2 separate regions of the Homo sapiens genome follow, and region 1 is linked to region 2. Evidence: chromatin loops called from intact Hi-C (ENCODE). Cell type or tissue: HCT116. All regions are shown on one strand. Each heading gives the region's core, and the rest is flanking DNA. Links, peaks and the distances in the headings are about the cores only. Region 1 has its middle 52 kb from the start of THAP12. Region 2 has its middle 10 kb from the start of LRRC32.

Region 1 (9,470 bases), core at 2,153-7,152, 350 kb after region 2:
GGCAGCTGATAAACACATCTCTACTGCAGGTATTTTAAGGGCTTAGGTGCAAGGCAGTGTTCAGCAATGGTGTCATGGGGACACCTCCTTTGGCTGGACCTGAGGAATGAGGAGGAACTATCCAGGGGTCCTAAGGATATATCATAGTGCATTTAGCCATTCTTCCAGTGAGGGGCATTGAGATAGTTTCTAGTCTTCTGTTAATCTAAACCAGGGTTGGCAATCTATGGATTCCTGACCAGATCCAGCTCAGCTCTTGTTTTTTATGTACCTTAAGCTATGAATTTTTTATGTTTATAAATGGGTTTTTTTGTTTGTTTGTTTATTTGTTTGAGACAATTTGGCTCTGTTGCCCAGGCTGGAATACGGTGGCACAATCTCAGCTCACTGCAACCTCCACTTCCCAGGTTCAAGTGATTATCATGCCTCAGCCTCCCGAGTAGCTGGGACTACAGGCATGTGCCACCAAACCCAGTTAAGTTTTGTATTTTTGGTATAGACGGGGTTCCACCATGTTGGCCAGGCTGGTCTCAAACTGCTGGCCTCAAGTGATCCTCCTGCCTCAGCATCCCAAAGTGCTGGGATTATAGGCATGAGCCACCACAAGCAGCCTGTAAATGATTTTGAAAAAATAATATTTTGTGACACATGAAAAGTATACAAAATTTAAGTTTCAACATTTGTAAATAAGATTTTATTGGAACACAGGCATACCCATCCGTTTACGTTTGTTTATGACTGCGTTTGAGCTGCAGCAGCATTGTGGATTAGCTACAATGAGACCATATAGTCTGGGTATGGTGGCTCAACGCCTGTAATTCCAGCACTTTGGGAGGCTGAGGCAGGTAGATCACTTGAGCCCAGGAGTTCAAGAGACTGTATAGTCCTCAAGCCTAAAATAGTTACTGTCTATCCTTTACAGAAAAAGGTTGCTGACCTCTGCTTTAAACAATGCTGCAACAAATATCTTTCCCCATTACTGCAAACATGTAAGTAGATCTCTCATAAATAGCCCATTTGGTCTAAGCCAATCTGAGAGACATAGCTCAAAAAGCACATTTCACCGATTTTAGTTAATTTTTCTTTTATTATAAGTGAAGTTAACTAAGCATCTTTTTAAACACATAAAAGTGTTGGGCCATGTGTGGTGGCTCACACTTGTAATCCCAGCAATTTAGGAGGCTGAGACAGGAGGATAATTTGAGCCCAGGAGTTCAAGACCAGCTGGGTAACATGGTGAGACTGCTATCTCTACTAAAACTACTACCCAGGCGGGGTGTGGTGGCTCACGCCTGTAATCCCAGCATTCTGGGAGGCGGAGGCAGGAGGATCACTTGAGGTCAGGAGTTCAAGACCAGCCTGGCCAACATGGCAAAACTCCGTCCCTACTAAAAATACAAAAATTAGCCAGATGTAGTGGCGGGCACCTGTAATCCCAGCAACTCAGGAGGCTGAGGCAGGAGAATCGCTTGAACCCAGGAGGTGGAGGTTTCAGTGAGCCGAGATTGTGTCACTGCACTCTAGCCTGAGTGACAAGAGCGAAACTCCATCTCAAAAATAAAATAAAATAAAATAAAATAACTACCCGGTGTGGTAGCACATGCCTGTAGTCCCAGCTACTAGGGAGGCTGAGGCAGGAGGATTGCTTGAATCTGGAAAGTCAAAGCTTCAATTAGTCATGATTGTTCCACTGCACTCCAGCCTGGGTGACAAAGTGAGACCCTGTCTCAAAAAAAAAATTATATACATATATTTATATGTGTGTGTATATATATATATCATGTGTGTGTTTCCTCTTTTCTGTAAAATGTTTTTTTCAATTTGATAAAGAATATGGGCCAGGTGTGGCGGCTCACGCCTGTAAACCCAGCACTTTGGGAGGCCACGGTGGGTGGATCACTTGAGCCCAGAAGTTCGAGATAAGCCTGGGCAACATAGCGAGATCCTATCTCTACAAAAAGTTTAAAAATTAGCCAGGCATGGCTGGGTGCGGTGGCTCACACCTGTAATCTCAGCACTTTGGGAGGCTGAGGTGGGTGGATCACAAGGCCAGGAGATCGAGACCATCCTGGCTAACACGGTGAAACCCCGTCTCTGCTAAAAATACAAAAAATTAGCGGGGCATGGTGGCGGGAGCCTGTAGTCCCAGCTACTTGGGAGGCTGAGGCAGGAGAATGGTGTGAACCCAGGAGGCGGAGCTTGCAGTGAGCCGAGATCGCAACACTGCACTCCAGCCTGGGCGACAGACTCTGTCTCAAAAAAAAAAAAAAAAAAAAATTAGCCAGGTGTGGTGGTGCGTGCCTGTAGTCCTGGCTACTCAGGAGGCTGAGGTGGGAGGATCACCTGAGCCTGGAAGGTTGAAGCTGCAATGAACTGTGATCATGCCACTGCACTCCAGCCTGAGCAACAGAGTGAGACCCTGTCTCCAAAAAAAACAAAAAATATGAGCAAAAGTATTTTTCTTATTGCTTTACAAAAACAAGGGGGAATTAGCATTTTGTGTCTTGCATCCAAATGTTTTCTCCATTTGTTACTTGACTGACTTTTTTTTTTTTTTTTTTTCATGTAATAATGCTCACCTTGTCAGTGAAGGGAAGGTGGGTCCAGGTGCTGACAGTGAAGGGGATGGGGGACCTTGGCCAGGCAGACAATACTTGTTTCTGGATCCCCTACCTTGTTCCCAGCCCTGTCCCAGGCACTGGGGTCCAGCGGTGAGTGAGGCGGGCGGAGGCTCTGCCATCATGGCAGTGATGGGTAAGCAGGGCAGTACTAAGCGCAGGTGTTACAGGGACACCTCCCCAGCTGGACCTGAAGAATGAAGAGGGACTACCCAGGGGTCCGGGCTGCAGCGGGAGGATTCTGAGCAATAACTCGTACAAGGTTAGATCTTGGAGAGACAGAGGTTTCAGAGTGCAGGTTCTTGGAGCCTAAGCTCTACTGAGTGGTGATGAAGCACCTGGTATGGCCACACATGAAAGGCAAGGACAGGAGTCCCAGGAGTCTCGTCAAGTCTCTGAGGTGCACAGAAAGCTGCCCTGTGAGGGTCTAGAGAGTTTCACCTCTTTGTATGGAGGAGCAAAGTACCTCTCAGGGCTGCAGCTACCCTGCCAACAGACTTAAACTAGGGTCTGAGGGTTTAGAATTGGCCAGGGCGGAGGTGAAGCATTGCTCCGCACCAGGAACAGCAAAGGGCGTGAGGACAAGTCTGGCCTCTCTTGCAACGAAGACCTCTCCCTGCCCTTCCACAGCCCTAGCCTCCACTTCAGTTCTACCTCTCCAGAGTATCAAAGGGAGAGACAACTATGCCTGCAAAGACCAAGCGGCAGCCTGGGAGGGGAGGAGGGGGCTGGAGGGAGATGTGGCTAGAGGGTGAGACCAGCCCCTCAGGCCTTTAACATCAGGCTAAGCCAGCAGCCTACCAGCTGCTCCCCTGCCCAAAGCACCACCCCCAGAGCTCCCTGCAGGCGATGACAAGGATGAAGTGGGGAGGCAGGGGGAGAGTCAAGAGCTCACAAAGGTTCTGCTGTGCTTGACCAGGGCCTCCGCCAGAGCCAGATTGTTTGCTTGCTTGGAGGGAAGGATCTGATTTAAAAAGGTGGTGGCCCTGGGGTTCAGGGCCAGGCCTGCTGGCTGCCATCCTACACAGCAGCCCCACTCCAAACTCTCCATCCTGGGGCCCCCTCATTCCTCTTTACTTTGGTGTTCCCAGTTAGACCCAAGTAGGACTCCACAGCTTTGGGCAGAGGACTTACAAAGCAGCAGGGGCCAGTGCTCACACTTGGGACTCTAGATCACTGGGGGACCTGCAGGACCAGCCTGCTGGGGACTTCATGGAGAAGGAGGTGCGTGGAGGTGGCCCTTCACTGAGCACCTGCTGTATGCTGGGCATTGGGCAGGGCACTTCGTTTATGGGGTTCCCTTTTCATCCTTTAAGCAACAGTAGGTATTATTGTCTCCATTTTACAGACAAGAAAAGAGAGTCCTAGAAAGGCTAAGGGGACTCGCCCAGGTTTACACAGTGAGTCAGTGGTAGGGCTAGAATTCTAACTCAGGTTGGCCCCACCTGTGAATCTAATCTGTGCTTAACCCCTACACTGCTTTGTGCAGGACATAACCCTGTCTTGCACATGTCTGGCACAGAGTGAAGGTCCCATCATGTTGACTTTATCATGCACTTTCTCAGCTGGAGCTGTGGGCCTCACAGCAGCCCTTCGGGGTCAGTAATGCTTCTCTCGCTTTCATGATGTGGAGGCTCAAGCTTGCAGAAGTTGAGCAACTTGCCCAGGGTCACACAGCTAGTCGCAGAGGGTCAGGGAAGTCGGGGAAGTTCAAAGAAATGTGGAGTAGAGTGGGTTTGCCCAAGGAATGACAGGAATGTTCAAGGAACTGAAAGCTGGAAGTGTCTGCGGAAGCTGCAGATCTGCCGGCAAGCAGTGGGGCTGCTTATGGAGTAGTGAGCCCAGGCCCTGGAGCGGGGTCCTGGGGGACTCTCACTCAGCAGAAGAGCAGCCATCAGACACCTGGGCTTGGGACGCCTGCCTGGTCCCTTGTGTTACTTGGAAATGTCAGCAAGAAGGGCCCTTCACCGGGCATGTTTCTCTTCTGTCAGATGAGGGCTGTTAAATGAGGTCTTTGATTTTACTGTTCAGCAGTGGCATCTTTCTTTAAAATAGTCTTGGCCAGGCATGGTGGCTCACACCTGTAATCCCAGCACTTTGGGAGGCTGAGGCAGGTGGATCACCTGAGGTCAGGAGTTCGAGACCAGCCTGGCCAACATGGTGAAACCCCCGTCTCTACCAAAAATACAAAAATTAGCAGGGCATGGTGGCGTGTGCCTATAGTCCCAGCTACTCTGGAGGTTGAGGCAGGAGAATCGCTTAAACCCAGGAGGTGGAGGTTGCAGCGAGCCGAGATCGCGCCACTGCACTCCAGTCTGGGTGACAGAGTGAGACTCTGTCTCAAAAAAAAAAAAAAGTCTTAAGCTGAACTTTATTCATTCGCCCATTCAACAAATATTGAGACTTTCAAGGCACCTGAAACATATGGTTGACCAGACTTCTTCCTGCTTTGAGTGTCTCTGACTTGTGTTACAGAAATTAAGGGTCCCTACCCCTCCACTCAGGGTAGGAATGGGGCCACCTGGGCTGCTATGGGCCCATGCCCTCATTTGGGAGCTCCTTAACCATGGTGCTCCTCTGAAAGGTTCCCTGTCAGAGCTGAGTATATTCATATACTCACAATTGGCCATTTCACAGATTGGGTGGGAAGGCCCAAAGAGTGGGCCAAACCCTGGGTCCCCTGAAGCAGCCTCTTTGTGGCATCATTCATCAAAGAGGCTTTGTGCAATCGGAGGAAACTGGGCGTGTCCATGAGGAGAGAGAAGCAGCGAGGAGGCAAGAGTGAGCAAAGCCCACCAGGCGGGAAAGAGGCCCATTTTGCAGAAGCCAACCCCCTCCCTCCGCCTGGCAGAGCCTTCCTAACAACCTTCCCTCCTCCACCCACACCCGCCAGCCTCTGCCCAGAGCCAGGGTGTCAGCTTGGGTTTGGTGACAGCAGCCCTGAAGGAGGTGTTGGATGGTTGAAGCCCTCCATTGTAGCAGCTCTGGCATCTTCTATGAGCCCAGCCTCGCCAAGTTGTCCTCTTGCCAACTGGAGAGAGGCTGGCTCCTGAGGGATCCTCTCCAACTAGGTAACTCGATTCCCTGCAGCCCAGCACCAGCCCAGCTCTGGCCACCAGAGCCGGAGCTCTGAAGAGTTTACCTCCAACATGGCAGTGAGCAGTTTTCAAGGTCAAGGAGGGTGGCCACCAGGAGCTCCTGAGCCAGGGTGCATGGGGAGAACACAGGGCTGGCAGGCCAGGTTCTAGCTCCAGCTCTTCACTAACTTGCTGTGTGTCTTTGAATGTATCACCTCCTCACTCCGGACCTCAGTTCTCATAAAAGGGAGACTGACAGAAGGTCCCTAAGTGCTTACAGATGGACTGGCCAGGGTCGTCTTGGTCTATAGCATCCCTTTCAAATAAAGATCTGACTATTCTGTGCCTGGTGATCAGGGTGCCCAATGGCTGTGAGTCCCCCTCACCTGGCCTCTGGCCTTTCCAGTGGTAGGGAGAGCAGGGGCTGGCAGCTGCTGTCTTTGTTCTCAGCCTCTCTCAGAAGTCAGAGAACATTAGAAATTCAGTGGAACTACACTGGGTGTGGCTTCCACTTCCCTTAAGATAACCGAGTGAAACTGGATTTTTCTCAACAACTATGATAAAGCTTAAGAACAAGCTAGATATAGGATTCCACTTCACATCTGAATCCCTCAATTGACAAAAACCAATGTGTGAGTGATATTGTGAAATGACACTTTTGGCTTTCTCCCCTAGAATGTTACTATCACACATGTAAAGCATACTATTGTAATTTCACCTACCATTCACTGTTCACTGCCTTTTCATAAGGACAAACTGGACTCTATTGAGATTACGCTTTTCCCATTTTGGGCATCAAAAATTTATTTTAGATGAAGTAGTGGTGCAATAGTACACGACAGTTTTTCTTTTTTTCTTTTTTTAAAATTTTTTGAGATGGAGGATGGAGTCTTGCTCTGTCTCCCAGGCTGGAGTGCAGTGGTGCGATCTCGGCTCACTGCAACTTCTGCCTCCTGGGCTCAAGCAATTCTCTGGCCTCAGCCTCCTGAGTAGCTGGGATTACAGGCACCTACCATCATGCCTGGCTAATTTTTGTAGTTTTAGTAAAGATGGCCAGGCTGGTCTCAAACTCCTGACCTTGAACTTCTGGCTGATCTGCCCACCTTGGCCTCCCAAAGTGCTGGGATTACAGGGGTAAGCCACCACGCCCAGCCTAGTACATGATATTTTTCGAGTAAACTTTTCACAAAGTCTAATATGTATTCAGAATAATCAGACTCCTAAATGTACAGCTTGATGCCTTACCACTAAGTGAACACACCATGGAACCACAGAACATCATGATAGTTCTTTTTCTAATGTTTTTTGTTTGTTTGTTTTGTTTTGTTTGTTTGTTTTGGTTTTTTTAGCAAACTAAAAAAGCTGGTAACTTTACGCTGGTCACCTCCTCTTCATTTAAATTTTACCAGTTGGTAAAATCTAGAATTTGGAGATGTTCTGGGCTAGCCGATCTAATAATGTTCCACGCAGTGCTGCTGGAGCCCTTGGAGCCATTATCTTCTGTGACACACCAACCAGAGGGAAGCAGACGTGGGCCAGGGGCCCACTTCACCCCATCTCAAGAGATAGGAAGAATCCGGCCAAAACATCCCCTCCAGATTCAGCAGAGTTGGCTGCTTGATGCCAGAGCCAAGGGGCAGTGAGGAGGAGTGGCTTTGGATGGGAGATGCTGGAGGATGAATCATTCCTCCCATTCAGGCCTCTCTCGCAGCCTCTTTTCATCAGCCATTACTTTTCCCTTCCACCCACCCACCCCAGGGGCAGGTCTTCCGGACACCTAGGAATCCTCAGGTGCATGTTGTGCATCACCATTGCCATCCCCTCTCCCCCACTCAATTCTCAAGTCACAGCTCTGAGACCCAGGAAGCATCCTCTGACCGTTTTTTTCCCTATTGATAATGGAGAAACCCTGGCACCTTTGTGAAAGGCTATGAAAGTTGTTCAAAATCACACAACAGGCTGGGAATCCAGGAGGCCACATCCGCTCAACCAAGGCAATGCACATTTGTCAAGGACTTGCTTTGTACCCAAACACAGACCAAGGTGATTCTAAGGAAGAAGACCCTTTCTGTTCAGTAAGTCTTAAGTACTATTATGCTCAATAAATATGTGCCTGGCCCTCACTAGGTGTTGACCATTCATGCATTCAGCAAATATTTTATTGAGCAGTCTCTCTGTGTCACTGCTTTTGACTCTAAATTATTTGCTTATACTACTACTTCTTGATTTTTCAGTTTCTTTCTCTTTCTCTCTCTCTTTCCCCTTACTTTCTCCACACTCACATGTACATTTTGTGTCTCCCTACTTCCACCTAGTATCACAAGTTTGATTGGAACAGTATTCATGTTTTCATTATTAGGCTACGTAAATGCTATTGACAACTGGGCCGTGTAGTATTCTATAATTATTTTTCCTTCCCTGCATAACAATTGTGGTTATGCATATCTCCTTTCAATATGTTTAAATGCATTGGCTAGTCTACTGATTTCATCTTCCTGAAGAAGTCCCTCCCAGAGTCTTCCACCATGTCCCATTAGGATGAATTGTCTTCTATTGCACAATAGAATAGAATGGCCTGGGGATTCCTTTGCCCCTATCCTTTGTTACATTTTCTTTTCCTTGGATGCCATGTTTTCCTCTTTCTTGGTTAACTCCCTCACTTCTGTTGAAGCACATCCTCCAGAAGCTTCCTCAGGAAACATGCAAAGATAATTCACATGACTAGAAATGTATTCTCTCTTCACCCTTGATCATCAGTTGGCTGGGTGGAAATATAACTTTCTGGGATGGAAATATAACTTTCTTCAGAATTTTGGAGACATTTCCCCATTTTGCAGCAATATCTTATTTCTTAGGATGTTAATTATAGTTTTAAGTTTTCAGCTTTTTGCAAAGTTGCCAGCTTCTAAGTTCCTTTGTTGTTTCCCCCTATTCTTTTGACTTCTTTTTTAATTAGAGGCTTTTCTCAAATGCTTACTCATCCTTTGCTGTCTGCTCATATTTAAGAATGAGACACTAAAACAGATTTGATACCCTCTGAACATGATTGGGGCTGTGCACATGATTGGGCCATTCCATGTCTTTTATTTTGTGCTAGTCAAAAGAAAAGCTCCTCCAATCTCCTGCCTGAAGCATTCTGTGTATCCTGTCTGGAGTATTAGTATTTTGCCAGGAGAGAGAGTATCTGGAAGTCTGATTGTTTTCCAAGCAATCTTTCTGTTTTTAGCCTCCACCCCGCCCACCTCCGACCCACCCACTTTCCAGAGGTACCTGGTACAACCAACTCCTGAACCATTTGGGGGTTTAACAGTGTAAATTGGGCTGATTTTCAACTTTCTTTATTGCCTTTTAGGATTTAATCAATTACCATTCTTTGTTGGCTGTGTCTGGTTTCCAATATTATGATAAATCCCTTTAGTGTTGTTTTAGTTGGTTTCAGGGAAGACCATAGTGCGAGTTCCGCTTGCTATCTTTATTCTAGTTCAATTTTTAAATGGGCAGTAACAACACATTTCAGAGCAGGAAGTCTCTGTTTAAAGTTATAAACATTAACAGAGACTGTAACCAGAATATGGAAAAGGGCCTAGAGGGGCCCTTCCCCACCAGTTCTTTACCTATTAAGACTCCTGGCTCTAAAAGCCCAGGTCAAAAGCCACTCCTTGCGATGCCTTCCTCAGACTGCCCAGCTTGTATTTGTTTTATTCAAGTTAGGCCAACTGAGTGATAGACATTACAGTACTTTATAGACATTATTCCATTTAAACCTTTACACTCT
Region 2 (9,470 bases), core at 1,755-6,754:
CGGGGAGCTGGTACGAAAACTTTGAAGTGGTGGTTGTTGGGAAAATGTTCTGCCTGAGGGCTGCTGTGCCCACAGACGCCAGGGTGCCCCTGTGTGTGTGTGTGTGTGTGTGTGCGTGTGTGTGTAAGAGACAAGAGGTATGTAAGGATGTGATGGTGATTGTAGAATTGGCTTTGGGAGATGCCACTGCCTGTCCCTACTTGTGCAACTTTGGGCCTAACCTTTCTATGCCTCAGTTTCCTGAAATGCAAAACGGAGCCAGTTACTCTTACATCCCATATCATCATGAGAGTTAAATGAGAGGACTGTGGAAACACCACATCTGACCCTGCGAGCCTGCAGGAGTGTTGAACAGGGAGGATCTGCACGCGTGTATCTGTGGAATGTGCCCATGGCTTGTGTGTGATTGTGTCTGTGTGTGTGGGACAGCTGTGGGGTGGGGTGGGGGAAAGGGACAGAGATGTGGCCCTGGTTTCTCCACAGGCCCTCTGGGTGGCCCCCTTTAGGGCTATGGATTTTCTCTCAGGGCTCTAGTTTCTTCATCTGTAAAATGAGTACATGGTCTAGGTGACTCCTGAAGCCCCTCTGGGTGCATAGCTGTGTGTCTGCCGTGAGCATCCATGAGCATATGCATGGGTTTGTGCCCTGGCACCACAGCTGGGCAGGAGGAGACTGGAGCTCAACCAGGACTCCCCTTTCCTACTGTGGACTGAAGGCCTGTGTTCTCCGCCCACATTCCTATGTCGAAACCCCAGTCCCAATGTGATGGCTTAGGAGGTGGGACCTTTGAGAGGTGATCAGATTATAAGGCTGGAGCCCTCACAAATGGGATTAGTGCCCTTGTGAGAAGAGGCCAGTGAGCTAGCTCTTTCCACCAAGGGAGAGCACAGCAACAAGGGGCCATCTGCGAACCTGTAAGAGAGGCCTCACCAGTGCCAGGCCCTGACGGCACCTTGATCTGGGACTTCCAAGCTCCAAAACGGTGAGAAGCAAATATCTATTGTTGAAGCCCTCCAATCTGTGTTATTCAGTTACAGCAGCCCAAGCTGACTAAGACACCCGCCAGGAGCCAAGTGGCCCAGGCTGGTCTGTTGGCGCCTCTAGGCCTTCTGTTCCTCGCTGCACAGGAGGGTCCAGGCCCCTGCCCTAACTGCCTTATGAGGCTGCTGTTAGATCAAGGAGGCAGTGCGTGTGAACACACGCTCAGCTAAGAAGTGTGGTGCAGATGTGACTTGGGGGGTGGGGTGGGTGAACAGATCTGTGTGACCTTGTATATTTAAGTGGACACCAGAGCTGAAAGGGACCTTTGCAGGCAAGTGACAGTGAGCCTGTGCCTATGCCTGTGGACATGTGTGGGTTGTCATTGTGTCTGTGTCTGCATGTATGTGCTCATCTGTGGGCATCTGTGCATGTTGTCTGTGTATATGTGCATTTATGTGTCCGTGTGTTTCTGTGTACATGCATTTATGGCCTTGGTGTGTCTACATGTATGTGGCTTTACTGTGTATGTTATGTGTCTGAGCGTGTCTGAGCACCAAAATCTGGGGCAGTGGTACATCCCTTCCTGTCCCAAAATCTGGGGCAGTGACACATGTATCTGTGTGCATACCATGTGTATCCATATGTGTGATGTGTGTCCAAGTACCTGTTGTGTGCATGTGTGCTGTTTGTCAGGGTGTGTCTAGATTCAGCCATGGGTCTTCATGCTCTTGGGCCCTCTGGAAGGCTGTATGGTGGGAGCAGCTCTTGCCCCTCTGCTCACTCCCTCAACTGCCCTTGCTGAGAAGGGCTGAGTCAGCTCTGTTCTTAGAGGCTCCTAAGGACTCTAGGAGGAAACTCTGGCTCCAGAGCTGACATACTGCATGTAACTAGACTCCCTACATTGGTCTGTTTTCACACTGCTATAAAGATACTACCTGAGACTGGGTAATTCATAAACAAAAGAGGTTTAATTGATTCACAGTTCTGCATGGTTGCGGAGGCCTCAGGAAACTTACAATCATGGCAGAAGGCAAAGGGAAGCAAGGCAACTCTTATATGGTGTTGAGAGAGAGAGAGAGAGAGAGAGAGAGAAGGGGGAAGCGCCCGACACTTACAAAACAACCAGATCTCATGAGAACTCACTCACTACCATGAGACCAGCCTGGGGAAACCACCCCCATGATCCAATCACCTCCCACCAGATCCCTCCCTTGACACGTCATTCAGATTACAATTCGAGATGAGATTTGGGTGGGGACACAGCCAAACCATATTTCCCCCCCACAACACACACCAGGGTTCTCACCTCTCTCTAACCTTCCTCCATCAGCTAGGGACAAAGGAAGAAGGCCCATGCCCACCTGGATCCTGCATCATGCCCCAGTCCGGGGCTGGCCGTTTCCTCCTGGGAGGCTTTATGTCTCATTTATTTCCCCACTTACCTGCTACCTGCTGTGGGCCAGGTGTGTGCCAGGAGCTTCATGCATATTGTCTCAACCATGCCCACTCTCTAAAATGAGAGTTATTTGCTCACTTTACAGATGAGGAACTGGAGGCTTGGAGGATGAAGTGCCTTGTATGTGTCAGCCCATCTGTCTCCTGATCTGAGGTGGTGATGCAGGGCTACAAAAGCCCAGAAAAACAGCAATGGTCCCTGGAGGGTTCCCAGGGGAGGCAGCCTCAGTGAGCACACAACTTCCTCTTCTGCAGAACAGGGGTGAGGACAGCACCTTCCAGGTGAGTCTGAGGAAGCCCTCAGGAGGAGCCAGCACGGCATTCGCATGGGCTTCCATGCACATGCTCAGATGGGACCCCAGAGATGGAGCCCCAAGTCATGGCTTTCATGATGAGTCAATGCCAGCTGGTGCCAATGAAGGCCCCCTGCCTTCCCCCCAGCAGCCTGTGACCATTCACCTGTCCCTTGGAGTACATTCCCAGCAAGGGGACATTCTGGCATTTCTAGAGGTTGGGTTCTCACTATGGCAGATGGAGCTATGGGCTTCCAGAAGGTCCTTGCAGGGCTGGGTGATCTGGAATTGCTTGGTCCCTGGTTCTGCAGGTGGGCACACTTTGAGATGGACTCCTTAGAAAAGCCCAAATACTTTAGCCTGGCATTCAAGGCCCTACACATGCTGGCCCCACCTCATCTGCCCCCTACACAACCAACTGTTTGGCTATGACACACTCCTTACACTTCTGCAAACCCCTCATGATGCGGCATCTTTGCTCTTGTTATTTTCTCTACCTAGATGACTTGTCCCTTTTTCAACACCTGGTGAATGCCTCTACATCCTTCAAAGTCCACCTAAAATGCCACCTTCTCCTGAAACCCTTTCCCAGTCCTCCTCGGTATGGAATTAGTAGCTGCCATGCCTGATCCTCACTTGACAGGAGGGACCTTATCTAGTTCCTTCCTTTAGTCCAATGCCCAGGAAGAGGCATGTACGAGAAAGCTGAATTGATGAATGAACAAATTAAGGAACTAACTAGCCCAAAGGCATCGAATAAATAATCTCCCCTCCCGCAATGCCAGCTCCTGAGGTCGCCTTTTGGTTTCTCCTCTGCTGTTCTCTGCATCTGAGCTTGGTTGATCTGATGCTTAGCTGGGATCCCGGCACACCAGGCACAGGCAGCATGTCAGCTCATGGCTCCCCTCGCAGCCCTGCCTCTGCTCACCACTGCCCTTATGCTGCAGTGGATGCCCTCACCTCCAACCCCTGCACCGGCCTGGAGGCTCTTTCCCAGCTCCCTGTTTCCCACTCCTTCTGGCTAACTCCTTCCTCTCCAAATCTCTGTTCCTCTGCCACTGCCTCCAGGAATCCTTCCCTGACACACTCCCTTTCATCCCAACGTGCTGTGGGAGGGGGACCTCCTCTGGCCCCTCAGCCCTGGGCCACCCTGTCCATCACTGACTACACTCTAGGTATGGTCTTGTGTCAGCCTCTCCCTGCAGAAGGGGGCTTCTGGAGGGCAAAGGTGGATCTGAACCCTGTTTGTGTGACCCCAGGGTCTGGCCAGTAAAGTTCAGTGGGGAAGAAATATGACAGATCAGGGGAGGTGAAGGAGGCTACTGTGGTGGCAGGTGAGCCTCCCTTTAAGGAAATCCACGTGCATGACAATCAAGATTTGCTCAAAAGACAGAGTGGAGTCTACACTCTCATAGAATGGGAGGTGAAGTGACACAGAGAAGGAGGGAAAGGCCACACATGTACTGAGCACCTGCTGTGTGCACCGTCTCAGGACCCTGCATCTTCATTGAGTGGTGAGGACACGAGGCTCTGAGAGGAGACTGACAAACCAAATGGGCTGCTGCGTTCCCCGGGGCTGTGGGACACCCAAGCCCGGCTCCTTCTCAAGGGCTGGCCATGCCACCTCCCATGTAGGCTCTGACCTGGCCTTCCCTGCACAAGTCCCTCTTGCTGGAGGCCCCAGTCTCTCCATCAGGACCAGCGCAGGTTTCCGCGGCCTGAGAGACTCTTTGAGCAATCCACTAGGGGGCAGGCAAGTTGTTCCAGAGTGAACCAGGAGCCCCTCTGGCAACCCAGGAGACTCGTGGGCCCCTCCCCAGCCCGCAGGCTCCCGGGGCTCCGCTGCCCAGCAGGGAGAGGGAGGAGGGGGATACATGGAGTGATGGGGCACCCCACGGAGGAGTCCCACGTGGGAAACTTCCCTGAATGACTGAAGCACAAAGAGAGTTCTTCAACAACTCTCCATTTCTCACTGGCGCACTGGGGAGCTGGATGTGGTTTTTGGCTCTGTCAAGTGCAGAGTGTGGGCTCCAGGATATGGAACCTGGCCCCTGTGCATCGTGAAACAGCAGATCTCAGGGTCCTGTCCCCACCGGAAAGGCCTGGCCCAAGTTGGCGTGTGTCCAGGATGTGTCCAGCCTCCAGACACTAACATTTTCTATGACATAACGCATAGGCGATCATCGTATACCATTCTTGCCTGGATGCTGGCTCCTGTGGCCTATCACACTCTCTCCTGGGAGGCAGTTGTGACTGCCCCATCTACAGACAGGAGAAGCATCTCTGATCTGTGGACATTTCCCCGTGAGCCACAAATTACCCTGACTGCTCTGCCTGGTCTCCTGGTGCAGAAATGGGTGATGGCCCTCTCTTCCCTGTCCTTCTCATGACAGCTCTCCACCACCTCCACAATCAGTCATCAAGTCCTGTGCGGCCTGCCACGATGGTCTCCGACTTCGGTCCACAACAAGGGCACCAGGCTTCATGCTGCTCTCTTGCCTCTATTCCCACCCCTAATCTACCTGCAACGCAGACCTTGCGACGTCACTTTTCGACTTAGCAAGTGTGCACTACTGATGACCAAGGGCCTTTGCTGAGGAGCTCCTGCCAGCTGGCCCTGCCAGCTCTCTCCCCTGGCTGCCCAGCCCCTTTCTATCCCTATGCCCTGGCCCGTCTTGTCCTTCCAAATCCCTCTGACCCCCAGTTTCAACCTAGAGAGTTTTTATTCTAAAAAGTATTCCTTTTAGTAGTTATATTTACCCATTAAGGCCTGGAGCCAGTGGCCTGGAGATAACCTTCCCCATCACTATTGTGTCCGGGTACAAAATCCTTCCAGCTTGAGGAACATCACAATATCGTCTCAGCATATTTTCAGAATTGTTATTACAGACATGGGCTGGTGGGAGCTGGCCATGAGGGCAGTCTCTGTTCTTCCCATGTGTTCACCTTGAGCCCACACTCTTCACTTTGACAGAAACTAAAACCACATCCAACTCCCCAGTGCAACTATGAGAAATGGAGAGTTGGTGAAGAATTCCTGGGAGCCAGAGAAGACAACGCATCATGGCTCACCACGCAGCCAAACTTCATGAACTTTTTAAAGCCTCAGTTCTCCTTCCCGGAGTCCCTTCCCTGGCAGCTGCTTCACCTTTCTCCATCCTTTTCCCATCACCCCTCATCCCCAAATCTCCGTGTTGTCCCCAGCCCACCAGCACCCAGCCTCAGCTTCCTTATTCATTGGTGGTTACCCAAAGAACAACTACAAGACTGGTCCAAGGTCCAGGAACCCTTTAAAGGGGTGGCTCAGGTCTCCCCAGGCACTGACTCCAAGGCTTCCCCTGTGGGCAGCCCATGGGAGGGTCTTTATTTCACTAGAAAGAAGGAACTAATGTGGATGGAATATCTGCAATGTACCTCTCACTTCCATCATGCAAGGCAAAGATTATTCTCTATTTTCGATGCAGCTACTGAGACTCAGTCCAAGGTCACCCAGCAAGCCAGTGGCAGAACTGGACCTCAACTCCAAAGCCCCCACCACCTGCACCACCCTGGTGGCCTTATGGGCCCCAGCCAAATACTATATGGAAAAAGGTGACTCAGACAAGGTCACCAGCTGCAAGGTAGGGCCCAGCGAATGGAGCTGGAGTAGGGTGCAGAGGACGGGGCAGGTGAGGCCAGGTGAAGCCAAGGCCAGCAGCCAGGTCTCTGGATGTGGATGGAAGAGTTGAGGGGGCAGATGCCAGAGTGTGCTATGGGCCCAGGTCAAGGTCAGAACTTGCAGGGTAGGTGGGACACGGAAGAATGAAAAGGCGGAGAAACTAATGAACTCTGGCCACCCGCCTGGGGAAGCCCACTGGAGGGCTGTTTCTTCCCACAGCCACCATGCCCTCTCACTTGGCCTCTTGGACTTATGTAGCAGGGAAATGAAGAGCTTTTTGAACTGGAGGCTCGGCTTTTTTTTTCCTTTTAATGGCATGGAAACCCCACAAGGTAGTTTCTGCAGCCCTCACCTCTGGTAACTCTAAATCAGGTGAAAGAGGGAGAGATAGATGGGAAGGAAGAGAGAGAGGGGGAGGGAGAGGCAGGAGAAAGAGAGAGGGAGAGGGACTTTGATAGAGCTAACTGGGCACAGCTAGGGAGAGCAAGAAAGGGGAGAGGAGATGGTGGAGGATGTATGTGGGTTCGTGATATAGAACCTGGCCCCAATGTGTGGTGAAAGAGACAGGAAAACGGGAAGTGTGACGTGGACTCAGACGCCCTGGGCCATCAAAGGCTTTTAAGCAGGAGGGTGACCTGGTCAAACCTGTGTTTTGGAGAGACTCCATCTTGCTGCCATGTGGGGCCTGAGTGGATGAGCGGGAAAAGAGATCCTGGGCCAGGAAGCAGCCCTGGGGAAAGGGCCAGGGGAGAAAACGCCAGGCCGAAGAGGGAGTGAGAGCCGGGAGCTTCCACCTTTAGAAATCAGGTGGAGGAGGAAGAGAAGGGCCCGCAGCAGGATCCTGAAGGAGATGCAAGAGAGGAGAGAGGAGGGCCAGGAGGGGGTGTTCCAAGGTGCCACGGGAAGAAGGCCATTAAAGGAGGAGGGGAAGCTGTGAAGAACATAGCCAAGGGACGTGGACACTGTCCCTCGGTCCGGCCACAGCAGTTCTGCCATGGATGTGCTTGCTGGAATGAGGGGCTGGAGACAGGTGGAGAGTGGAGGCAATGGAGGCAGCAAGAGTGGCTTTCTTGCAGGTAGCTCCCTTGTGGGTCTGGCTAGGAGGAGATGAGAGGAGGGGGCCACAGCTGAAGGGAACCTGGAAGACCCAGAAGGGGCTTGTGAAACAGGGGCGTGTACAAGAGGGCTTGCCCAGAATGTTCCCCAGGAGGCAGGTGCTGCCTCTGCCAGCAGGAAGCACAGCCCATCCACCAGGAGGCCAGGTGGTCACTGATGCCAGCAGAGGCAAGTTTGGTTTTGGGAGTCAGGTTCAGGCCTCAAATCCGGGTCTCCTGACCCCAGCACCACAGGAGAGAAAAACCAGCAAGCAGGCTGAAGTCACACAGCCTAGAAGAGGTCAGGGAGTGGCAGCCCTGAGGCCACATAACCCCTTTTTAAGCTTCCAGACCTTCAGAGGGATTGGCTTGGGGACAAGGCCTGGCATCCATCCCTCAGGAGACAGGATGCAGTACTCTGCATTCTGAAGCCCCAGCCCAGCTCCCAGGGCCTGAAGCTCACAGCATCCCAGCTGGATTAATTATGAGATTCCTGGGAGGCCAAAGGAGTCTGTCTGACTAATTTAGCCCAAACTATGTCCTTTCCCCTCCTTTCCTTTTTCACTTCAGGAAACCAGCCCTAGTGGAAGCCACTTGACTTATGTGTGGTCTGCTTCTGAGAAAAATCAGAGTCACAAGCCACGCGAGATGACAGCCTAGTTCCCATGACCATGTGCACCTGTGCCTGTGTGTACAGGCATGCTCACGTGTGTGCGTGTGTGCACGTCCATGCACACAGACGAGAGGCTTATCTGTGCTCTCTGCTGTGTGTGCACTGGGTTTGGGGAGCCTTGGTATTTTAAGTCTTTATTGTACATACTGGATGTGAGCTGTGTTTGTGTGCAATGTGTCTGGTATGTTTGTGAGTGTGGTGTTCGTGTAGGATGTATGGATATAGTGTGTGTACACGGTGTATGCTCAATGTACATGTTTGTGTTGTGTTTTGCACATGTGTTTAATTGAGAGTTGGATTTGTGCAGGATGTATGTAACCATGTGTGGTGACTGTGTGACTTTTGAGGGCGTCTCTGAAATGTCTGAATGTTTGTGAATCGTGTGTGTGCCTACGTGAAATTCGTGTATGAGGTCGATGCATGCTTGTTGCTTTCGTGAGTCGTGGCCCTGTGCATCTCATGTTGCCTCTGAGGGTGCATATGAAGGATGTGTGTGTGGCTGTGGCTGGGCTGTTGTTGCAGGTGCACTATGTCTGTGGGGCGAGTGCATGTGGCTCTCATCAGCAGGTGGAAAAATGTCATAGGGGAAGGGGGTGAAAATCCAATGTAGCAGAGAGGGCAGCCCCCTCTTGCCTCCTCCTTGCCCCTGTAGAGCCTCAGCTTCCCCTCAATGGATAATACTTGAAGGACTCTAGGAAGATCCTATGGTCATGAGGAAGCTGGCAACATGACTAGGACAAGATGGGGGCTCTGTGACCTGTGCCTAAGAAGACCCTGTCCCAGTGACAACTGGGTGTGCCCAGGCCTTCGCCCCCTCACTTGCCCCTTGAGGGCTTCCACCTGCCCCCCTGAGGAACGCTGTACCCTCATGCTGCCTACCCATACTGTCCCTGAGGGGCAGCCACAGCTACATTCTAGGCAGGTTTCCTCCCTACATCCCCTGACCACAGCCAGGGAAAGCTTGAAAACCACTTCTCTCTCCCTGAAACAAACCAGCACAAAGACCATAGCTGCTGCCAAAACCCTCAAATGCTGACCGGGGCAGGGAGCACCGCAAGCTGTGCCATTGACTGGTGAGGAACAGCTTAATACAAACGCACTCACCCTTCAAACTGCCCTAGTGGTCCATTGTCCATGGCTGCCCTCACTCTACTGGGTTCAGAGGTGAGGCCACCAGCCCAAAGTTACACAGCAGTGAGTGGCGCAGCGAGGATGGGAATGCGGGTGGGTCTCTCTCCTAAACCCAGGTTGCTTCTCTTCCTCCGTTCTGCCCTTCTCAGTCCCCTCCTCACCCCACCTAAGATGGGAGGGGGAAC

The links. Peaks named below come from ENCODE experiments on the same cell type or tissue, not always from the same donor. Only the 100,000 strongest peaks of a DNase experiment are listed, where the experiment ranks them.
Region 1: it touches region 2 in a loop (4-fold over the local background); 6 of 110 quality-filtered maps call a loop at or near these places.

Annotation. Positions count from the first base shown.
Region 1 is chr11:76,324,127-76,333,596 of GRCh38, reverse strand. No RefSeq gene overlaps it. Among named protein-coding and RNA genes, the nearest start is that of THAP12, 52 kb to the left of the region's middle. In HCT116, for the core only: no CTCF peak of the experiment used is centred there; a DNase peak (open chromatin) is centred at 4,286.
Region 2 is chr11:76,676,022-76,685,491 of GRCh38, reverse strand. It overlaps the pseudogene GUCY2EP. Among named protein-coding and RNA genes, the nearest start is that of LRRC32, 10 kb to the right of the region's middle. In HCT116, for the core only: a CTCF peak has its summit at 4,486 (motif pointing right); a DNase peak (open chromatin) is centred at 4,491.